Regions from separate parts of the Homo sapiens genome. Here region 2 is linked to region 1. The links are chromatin loops, found by intact Hi-C in ENCODE. Cell type or tissue: dorsolateral prefrontal cortex. All regions are shown on one strand. Links, peaks and the distances in the headings refer to the core of each region. The heading gives the core; the rest is flanking DNA. Region 1 has its middle 110 kb from the start of GPR12. Region 2 has its middle 54 kb from the start of GPR12.

Region 1 (5,379 bases), core at 113-5,112:
TAGCTGTTTCTTCTTTTTGACTTTTTTCTTTTGCATAAGTTCCCAGATATGAGATGATTGAATGGAAGGCTTATGGCACTTGAAACTTACTGTCAGCTGAAGTTCAAATTGATGGTACTATTTTATACCATATGGTATTTTTGCCATGGGGTATTATCAACAAATATTATCTATTTTATATACAAAAACATGAGGTTGTATTAATTTCAGTTTATTTTATTTCTAGTGAGTGGAGTGTTAGTGTAAGGAACGGCTTTGCAGCTGAACAATTCTGCTGGAGCTCCAGGCCAGCTTGACACTGCACAGCCCCAGACACACGCACACATACATAGAAAGGGAAGCTTCTCTTGACCTTGTTTGCACTGTTACAACACACAATAGCTCAGGTACACAGCAACAACATCTGAGCACTCAGTGGATATTGTTTGGAGAAAGAAGTAATGGAACAAAATGTAAGAGACAGAAGATGCTGACTTGTCTTCTTCACTCAGGCTAAAGTTTTGCCATTTAATAATTCAACAGCAGTTGTGCAGATAGCTCTAGTTTCTATGAATTTCTTCAAAGTTCTTTGTAAATGCCATTTCTCAGTCTGAGAAAAATCTCTCTCTCTCTTTTTTTTTTTTTTTTTTTTTGACAGAGTCTCACTCTGTTGCCCAGGCTGGAGTGCAGTGATGCAATCTTGGCTCACTGCAAGCTCCGCCTCCCGGGTTCATGCCATTCTCCTGTCTCAGCCTCCCAAGTAGCTGGAATTACAGGTGCCCGCCACCATACCTGGCTAATTTTTTGTATTTTTAGTAGAGATGGGGTTTCACTGTGTTAGCCAGGATGGTCTTGATCTCCTGACCTTGTGATCTGCCTGCCTCGGCCTCCCAAAGTGCTGGGATTACAGGCGTGAGCCACTGCGCCCGTCCTGAGAAAAATCTCTTTTGAGGTATTAAGGCTTGATTATACGGTACCTTTTTTCTCTTCAAAACACTTTTTTTTTTTTTTTTTTTTTTTTTACAAAAAGGGAAATAGTAACTGTGTCAGGTGGTAGATATGTTAATTGGCTTGATGTGGTAATTATTTCACAATGTATATGGATACCAAAACATGAAGTTGTACACTTTTAATTTATACAATTCTTGTCAATTGTCTCTCAATATAGCTGGAAACAATTTTAAAAATGTTTTTCTAATTGTAAATTTAATTAAGACATGCAAATTGTAGAAAACCTGTAAAATACAGAAAAGTTTCAAAAGGAGACAAAAATAACTCATAATCTTACCACTTCAAAAAAGTCACCGTTAATATTTGATGTATTCCTTCTCCTCTTATTTTATACATCAAACAAAATTGCTATCATACTATCTGCATTTAGTTTTATACCCTGATATGATTTCACTCAACATTATATTGGGAGTGTTCTACCAGATCATTAGATATTCTCCAAAAATGATTTTTAAATATTTATATAAAATATATAATTGCAATTATTTGTATATGATACATAATTATAATTTTATAATATTTAGAAAATATTCTTAGTACAAATGTATCATCATTTATTTTACCATTTTCTTAGTGCTGGCCATCTGAAATGTTTCCAAATTTTCACTATTGTAAATAATAACACAATGAGCATTCTGGTCCATTTATTTGCAAATGCTCAATTTAACTAGCAGGACATGCAAATGTGTGTTTCAGGACAAGTACTCCACACTGGGCACCTTACACAATCAGGAGTTGGGAGCCTGGGTTCTGGTCCCACTTTGCTATTGTGTGACCCTGCAAATGGCTAGCATTTTGTAAGTCTAAGCTACAGCCATAATTTACCCTTTATGAACATTATTCTCCCTCATATCTCACAGCACTTTACAGTTTTTATTATTTTTGCCTCTACACGTGTCAAGTGAGAATATATCTGGGAATATTTAGTGATGATAATGAAGCAACCACTCTTATAAATCTTTACATGTGGAACTTCTAAGCTGTGCTCATTAGTAAGAACATTAGACTTAGATCACTGCTAGCAATTAACAGCAGACAACAATAATTAAGAAGCAGAACCATCTGAGATGAGATAGAGTATAATGCATGATGAGAGAGGGAGAAATGTATGGCAAGTTTGAAAGAGCAAATCCAGATTCTCTGGCTAAAAGTCTCTGCATTCAAGGGCGACTACAGCTAATACAGGGCAAAAGAAAATAAAAGCTAGAGTAATTGAGGCTGCCAGTGATCCCCTGGGGTCTAGTGAAAAGGCTATTATTAGACCTGCTTATTGTCATGCTTTAACACTCTCTCCAAAACTCTGGCCCAGAACTGCACCCACAAGGTGACTGGTGGTTTATTCCACAAAGCCCAGGGAAAGAATCTATGTCTCAATCACATTTTCTTCTTGGTTATGGAGAGATTTAAGTATAAGCAAAGAATGGAGCAGTTCCGTATGATCACTTTTGATAAACGGTGCTTTCCCCACCTTTGGTTTCATAGCCTAATGCCTGACAATCACCTTAAAGTCTTTTCTGGGCTAGCAAGATGCAAAGGGGTGAGGGGATTTGGTATTTAAGTGTCCTAGAGCCAACGGTGCTGCCTCCCAATTCCCTTCTCATTGAATCTAGTGGGATGATTCATCCGGCGGAGAGGCCCTATCACTCCAGGTAGTTTATGCTACTGCTGCAGTTCAGAAGACAGTAAATGGGCTGGTGGTTCACCGAGGGCCGCCTCCTCTGACTGAAGCTCCATCAGGACCACGCCAGGGAAAGTGAACTGCATGTCACTGTTGTCACACTTGGAAAGGGGCATCGCTTCTGCTATTCTACAGCACTTCTTGAGATATTGAAGTAAAAGTTTTAAAAGATTAAGAGAGACTGGGGCACGCGGAGAATCTTCTCCCCACGGTAGGGCTCTTTTCCATGCTGAGCTTGCGATGTGACTGCCAAACGCTTAAGTCCATTAAAGCAATAACCACCTGATTCCTTCTCATTAAAGGCATAGTGCTTTTCACCCAGAGATTTCCTCTTGTGGAAAAGGATTTCTGCCAAACAACGCTTTGCATGTAAAGTTTGCTTTGCAGAGACTTGGCTCTCAAGGCCGAATTGGGCAGCTCCCGGTGCTGAACACAGGCGTTGAGCCAACACCAGAGGGCGCCATTTCCCCTGCATCCCACGAGCAGCGGCTACTCAGGGTGGCGGATTCTGGCTTCTCTCTGGGTCCCAGGGTTTATGTCACGTAGGGCATGGCTTCATAGGAAAATGTTCTTAAGGTCAGCCAGGCAGGGAGATGAGCAACTCTGGGAGAAAGTAAAAAAGCAGAGCTGTTGGTGTTTTCCCATGCACGGTCACAACCTGTGCGCCCTGGGGGACAACGGAAGCCTGCAGAAGCTCAGCCCTCTCCACGCAAACCCAGGCCACAGATCAAAGAGGGAGCAGTGTGAGATCCCATCGCAGCCGAAGGAAACTGTCACCAGGACACTGGTCTCAATGCAAAACAGGCTTAGGCAGTGGTCAGAAGGCACACATGTGATTTTCTTTTTCACCGCTGGGCCATGCTGCTGTCTTCCTGCTCCTTTTCACCGGCCTCAGGAGGCCTGCCTTTCACCTGGGAATGGTGACTGTCCTGTGCACGTAGAGAGCGGCCGTCAGAGCTTTGGCAGGCGCGTTGGGAAGGCTTCTCGTTCATATGTTATAATATTGATACTAACAGCCAGAGCAATCAAACCCCTGCTGTGGGCTTGACATTCATTATCCCTCATACCCACAGCAAAGCTACAAGGAGGAATGAAGAAGCGGAGGCTCCAAGAGGCTGATGGCCTTGCCCAAAACTACACTGGAGTAAGTAGCAGAGACAGAAACGAACTCCCAGTCTACATGGCACTAAAGCCACGCACTTTCCACACCATATTGCATCCCAGTGATCAATCATTATGTGTTAAGGACAGCAAATGATTATCCATGCAATGAAAACTAGGAATAATTTTTTAAAATGATAAACCTCCCTGATTCACACTATTATGGATGTCCAGAAGAAAATAAACCTATTCACAAACCAGAGGCAATATCCGGCTAATGACCTTGAGTGAGGTCAGCACAATTACTAAACAATTTCACCAAAGAATGAGAATTGTTCCCCATGGTAAACAAGCCTGTGCTCAAGTTAGCAGGATACAGTTCCCTAGAGATTCCCCACTCCCAGCTATCCCTGGGGGCAAAGAAGGCTGTGTTGGTCCCTTATTTTCTCTCCCTTAAGGGCATAGTCTCAAAAGTGAGAACTAGAAATGTGGGAAGATCTACATTTGCAATATTACATTCTAAAAGGAAGTAGTAGCTCACTATTTTCCCAGCTTGAGATGTATATTTAATAAAAGGTTCACCACAGTCCGCATGTAGTACAGGTCAAACTTCTTCCTGAGAACCGATGAGCAAATCAGCTAATTAGTGTCCATTACAGGTGAGGGCTGCTGGCTGACTGCTGAGCAGATGTGGCCTTCTCCCCAGGGTCTGGGCTGCAGTAAGAAATAGCTCAGTCTTTCGAGCTGACTGCTGGGTTTAAATTCTGCCTCCATTTCCTTCCTAGAGATGAGGCTTTTGAGGGCTCACTAACTTCTCTGTGCCTCAGTTTTTTAATCTATAAAATGGAGATAATGGTCACACCCTCCCTTGAAGCTGTTGTGAGGATTAAATGATCAATGTATGAAAAGATCTTAGAACAGTCCTTGGCACATAGTCAGCTTTCTTTAAGGGTCAGCCATTCCATGAGGGTAGGGGTGAGATGCAACTAACAATGTTAATTTCAGACAGGTCTCTCCAAAATTAGGTAGGTCTTACAAATCATACCAAGGACATTTATTATCATTTCCAGCTGGCTGAAAGCAAGGCACTTCATCCATACAACAAATTTTTGAGCAGGGAGCTTAACTAAGATGTGTATAGACTGACACCTCCCACACACCCACCCTAAAGTTCTCAGAGAAAAAAATAAGTGAATAGACGTGTAACTACCAGAAACATTTATTTATCTGACACATATTTGTTGAGACAGGCACAGTTCTTGGCCCTGGAGACATAGTACTGAACAAAATCAAATTCCTGCCCTCAGGGAGCTCCCAGTCCAGCACAAGAGACTGACAATAAGCAAATAGACAAGATGAATATATAATGCCACCCAGAGGGATGGTAGGGATGTTACAGACACACAGCCAAGTAACTCTTCTCTGCAGAGAATGCTGTGAGGGAGACAGCCAGGAAATCATGGGAAGGAAAGAGTGTTTCTGGGCAAGGGAGCCACACATCTGAAAGCCCTGGGGTAGGAGCACTTGGCCAGGAGGCCAGAGGGACTGGAGTTGGGGGAGCAGGGAACAGACGGGTGGAAAACAAGGCAGGAAAGGGTGTTGGGGCCATG
Region 2 (5,379 bases), core at 234-5,233, 59 kb after region 1:
ATGGCTCGGGCTCCGGAATGCGTGTCAGATGACACTGAACTGAAGGAATTCTTCACGATCACCCAGTGCAGCAGCCCAGGCCTACAGCAAGACTGCATTTGATCCTTCACTGCCTTTAAAAAATCTCACTGTGCCCTGCAGCCAGCATCATGGAGAAGCAGCCCCAAGACCCCCTGAAAAGTTAGTTCACCTTTCTCCTGAACCGTTTACCCTGACCCATGTCGCTCACCGACCTGCGATTTTCTATTGGGTCTCCCACCTTTTGACCGATCCCCCAATTAGCCTCCCAAAAAATGGACTTTGTTAAGGGTTGAATTGTGCTCCACTGCAACTTCATGTGATGAAGTCCTAACCCCAGTGCCTCAGCACGGGACCTTATTTGAAAGTAGGGTCGTTATATGTAATTAGTCAAGATGATGTCACACTGGAATAGGGTGGTCCCCAATCCAGAATGACTGTGTCCTTGTGAAAAGAACACCAGGTGAAGAACAGACACACAGAGCGCTGCATAAAGATTGGGGTTCTGCTGCCACAAACCAAGGAATTCCTGAAAGCCAGGAGAGAAGCCTGGAACAGGTCCTTCGCCAGTGCCCTCAGAGGTTGCATAACCCTGTGGACACCTTGATCGTGGACTTGGCTGCCAGAACAGTGAGACAGGACATTTCTGTTGTTTCAGCTGCTCCATTTGTGGCATTTTGTTGCGGCAGCCCCAGCCAGCTAGCACAGCTTGCTGACCGGGCCTTGCACTTCGCGCCCATCTTGCTGGCCACCCTCACTTTCGTCCCAGCCCTTCTGCCTCTGGCTACTCTGAGTGATCAGCTCACCTGGCCAGGCTGCCACACCCAGATGGTGTCCTGTCCCAGCAGCACTGACATAGAAATATAACAGAGCTGTTGTCCCACTGACAGAAATATAACAGAGCTGTTGTCCAGTTGCTACTTCTGTGTTTGATACCCGAGTGACCATTCCCCTCAGAGGTAACTTAGGGTGAGCAGGGGGTTGGGGTGTGGCTCCTCAGGGAGCATCTAGGGACCCCCCTTCCTGTGCTCCACCACTTGGAGTCCACTGGCTTTAATAATGGGGATCCATTATTAAACTCAGAGAAAAATGACTGACCCCAGTAGAAGCCTACAGCTTGTGACTGTGTTTATGGATCCACCTGGCATCCACACCTTCCCTTCCTTTTCTGACCCCGATTAGACTGCACAGCCCTCGACAGGCAGGAGCTGAGAGGAGATGCAGGAAGACCCTTTCTCCTGGGACACTTTGCTGCACGATAAGTTCACCAGGATTGACGTGCTCTTCCCTAGGCCTGTGATGACGAATGCTGCAGCCAAGAAAGACAGACATGCTGCAAGCATTCAGAAAATAGAGTGTCTCATTCTCTTCCAGCTCTGTGCTGCTGTTATTGTTGTTTAATCAACAACCACAGTTGTAAATCTGTGCCCCTGCAGCCCTGCAGTGCCCTCTCTGAGAAAGCCTCAAGACCTTGCTCCCAGTGGGAGTGCAAGACACGAACCAGTGCTCATGAATTCTTGATGAAAGACCAAAGGCCATGACCTAGTGGTCATCTTCTGATGGGCATTATTAGGAGGCTAAGAAAGAGGAGTAGCTGGTAAAGATGTACCTGACTTGTTAGCAGATTGTTTTTTGAAAGTGGAGAATTATTAGTTAGATAAGAAAGCACCAGAGCCAGACTCAATGCTGACTTTCATTCTGTGAGTGCTCCGGACACCCCCATCTGCAGGGTTCCACTTGGATGGTGCTGAAGGAACCCCGTGTGCCCTGCCCAGCAAGTGGACAGAGGAAAGGATGCATCTGACCCTTCACCACAACACCTCCACATCATCTCCAGGAAGAGAACACAAAACCCCAGGAAGCAGCCAAAGCAGCTTGGAGAATACAAGGATAAGAATGTAAGTAAAGATTGCAATTCACCTGAGAGGTGTGCAGCTGTGCTGAAATCAGTTACAACGAATGAAATCACAAGCAGGTGGGTGCCCACGGGCCTGACCACCAACCACCCAGCATATGCCCAGAGTTCTTGGACACAAAGGGTCTCTGCCCTCAGGAAGCTTCAAATGGGGCTGAGAAGATGGGCGTGTACATAGAGAGCAATTGGAGGGCAGGAGAAGACCGAGGGAAGGCGAGAATCCCAGCTGGATCTTCTCTTTGGGTTGGAATTTTAGGGGGCAGTGAGACAGGGAGAAAGGAAACTCCCACGGGAGCAGGGCCCCGGCCTCACGAGCCCCAGGAGCAGAGAGAAGCAGCCAGCAGGGTGCCTGGGTGTGGAGGTGAAAAGACGTGCACTTTGGCATCAACTAGACTCGCATGACCCTGGGCAGGTGACTTCACCTCACTATGCCCTGCAGTTTTCTGCGGTAAAAAGCAGGATAGTATCTACCTGTGGAAGCTTGATCTAATAACTAAAACAAAATCATATATGAACAGGGCCTAGAACATAATAGGCCCTCAACCAAGAATAGCTACTTATTTTTAGCAGAGACAGTGTTTCACCATGATGGCCAGGCTGGTCTCAAACTCCTGACCTCAAGTGATCCATCCCCCTCAGCCTCCCAAAGTGCTTGGATAACAGGCATGAGCCACTGCACCTGGCATACTAAAAATACAAAAATTAGCCAGGTGTGGTGGTGTGCACCTGTAATCCCAGCTACTAGGGAGGCTGAGGCACAAGAATCGCTTGAACCTGGGAGGCAGAAGTTGCAGTGAGTCGAGATCGTGCCATTGCACTCCAGCCTGGGTGACAAGAGCAAAACTCCGTTTAAAAAAAAAAGAAAAAAAGAAAAAGAATAGCTATTTATAAGAGAAGCTTAAAAAGCTTAAACTCTGCTTATCTGACAGACAATATGGGGGTGGTCTCTGTCTAAATGCCCTGCCCCACCGCCCCCTGAACTTGCACACCACCTGTACTTTCTAGAAGTGTGGCTTCAAGGAAATTCGCCAGGCAGAGGCCCGAGCATCCCCACAAGGATTAGATCACAGATGACACGGAGCAGGGCTTTCTGGGGCCCAATGCCTGCATCACACACTACAGAATAAAAGTTATTGCAGAGAGAGAGAGAGAGTGACGAATGGTCAAATCTCCTACCTGATTATTAGGTAAAGTGAAATTTAGAGAGGAAAGAGTTTGTAATCAGACGAAGCAGAGAAACTGACCAAGAAAATTGATTATGTCGCGAAATGTTTAACCTTACTGACACAGGGCTAGTTCCCTGCAGAATGCTATAAATCAACAGGGACGTGTGCCGGCTGAGCCGGCGTTGGCAACCTGGATTTGCCCAAGCAGGAGGCAGAGCTGGCTCTTGTGCAAGAAGAAACCTGCTCTTACTGGAGGAGACGGAAGAATGTAGTTCTTTTCCTTAACAGAATGCCAAAGCCCTGTACGTGTTCTATAAGAAAGAAAATCCACAAATTCAAATACCTTCTTGATTTACTTTAAAAAATATATCCTTTATTTATGAATATAATACAATAAGCAAAAATTCTACAGTTTCTTTGGAAATAAAAACCATTTATTAGCCATGACTTTTCCTGACCTGAAATTGCTGACAGCTCTTTGTTGGAAAGTAACATTTCATAAGATGCTGAGTGTGAAAGCATAACAGATGGTAAACAGGTTTCCTTCCAGTCCCAAGACATGACTATTATAAAAGGAATTGTGGAGCTTAATACTGTATTTAAAGCCAATTTTGAAAATTGACTAAGTCGGTTCTGTTTCTTCCATTATTAGTTAGACTTTTTTCCTCTCAAAAATATACTTTTTTTGTGGGCTTATTTCTAATTTTGACATTTGTCAAACTTGCAAATATAGATGAGAAAATAGGTAGCATTTCTAGATGAAGAAGTACAATACCATTAGAAATAAAATCTAAACTGGATCAGGCGTGGTGGCTCACACCTGTAATCTCAGTACTTTGGAAGGCTGAGGCAGGAGGATCACTTGAGGTCAGGAGTTCAAGATCAGCTTGGGCAACACAGCAAGACTGCCATCTCTACAAAAAAATTTTAAAATAATATTTAGCCAGGCATGATGGTGTGAACCTGTAAACCCAGCTACTTAGGAGGCTGAGGTGGGAGGATTGCTTGAGCCCAGGAGTTTAAGGCATCGTGAGCCAGGATCATGCTACTACAATCTAGCCTGGACAACACAGTCAGGCTCTGTCTCTAATAAATAAGTAAACAAATAAAATAAACAACAACAAAAAACTGACAGTTGCTGTAGACAATGAGCACCATGGGCCATTAGCAGGTCCCAGGAATGGGTCCATTTGGCCCCATCATCAAACTTTGGGCCTGTGCATGAGTCACTCAGCTTTACAGGTAAAGCCTCACCTGTAAATGGAGATTAAAATAGTAACACTTGCCTAGTATAATATGTGATCTACGACGTATTATAAACTCCCTACCTTTGTGTTTGTGGTTAGATGTTGTCTAAGAAGACAACTTACCAAGGCCTCACTGACCACGGGACAAGATTGGTTTCAGCTTCAGATCAGGAACTGGGTTTTGTTCAGTCTCTTAGGGCCACCTCCCACCAACCATGCTGAGAAGAACTGGAAGGGAGATCCTTAGAGAAATCACCTCCACGGGGCCCAAGAAGCTGACACCTCCATTTTATGTATTTTTCTTCTCGTAGTATGTCAGTCAATCAGGATTTAGTTGCAGAAGACAGATACCACCCTAGCTATTTCCAGGATATAAGGATTTAATACAAGGATTTACATTCTTACAAAACCTTTGGAAGGTCAGAGAGTCACCGCAATACCTCACCACGGGCTCATAGTTTCTGCTCTTAGAAGATTAATGGAAAGGACTCAGAATGTCTTTCTTTCTTTCTTTGGTACCTGCTCATGCTTGCTAAGACTTGGCTGTAAGTCTCAGGCCACCCCTTGACAGTCCCCTGAATGGTCCCCCTGAACAACCCTTGCTTTGGGACCCAGGACCATTCAGAGATGAAGTACCAGGCATCGAGCAGGAGGAGTGGGGTAATATCTGCACATTATTGCCACTGTATTTGGTCAATATAAGGGGGGGGGGTAAATCCCTTTCTTCATCTTGTCTTTATCTATTGGAGGCTTGCAACGTTCATCCACTTGCAATCAAAGAGAAACAAAGTCAGTTTTTGAGAGTGAAGGCAACCTCCACTTGGCAGCCCCTAGAACACCATACAGCAACCAAAATGGCAAATTCGTGACTCACTGTGAGAAGTAAGCCTGCCAGATGGACTGGAGTGTGCAGCCTGGGAAGAGGGGCCACGGTATTCTTTCCAACAGAGAGTCAGGTGCCACCCTCCGGACAGCACTGGAGACACAGCCTTATTCTAGCCTTCCTACCCACCCCCATTGAAGGGTCCCATCA

The links. Peaks named below come from ENCODE experiments on the same cell type or tissue, not always from the same donor. Only the 100,000 strongest peaks of a DNase experiment are listed, where the experiment ranks them.
Region 2: it touches region 1 in a loop (3-fold over the local background); 1 of 110 quality-filtered maps calls a loop at or near these places.

What each region holds. Positions count from the first base shown.
Region 1 is chr13:26,870,809-26,876,187 of GRCh38, reverse strand. No RefSeq gene overlaps it. Among named protein-coding and RNA genes, the nearest start is that of GPR12, 110 kb to the right of the region's middle. In dorsolateral prefrontal cortex, for the core only: a CTCF peak has its summit at 3,122 (motif pointing right); a DNase peak (open chromatin) is centred at 3,117; H3K27me3 peaks cover 132 bases.
Region 2 is chr13:26,811,747-26,817,125 of GRCh38, reverse strand. No RefSeq gene overlaps it. Among named protein-coding and RNA genes, the nearest start is that of GPR12, 54 kb to the right of the region's middle. In dorsolateral prefrontal cortex, for the core only: no CTCF peak of the experiment used is centred there; a DNase peak (open chromatin) is centred at 3,284.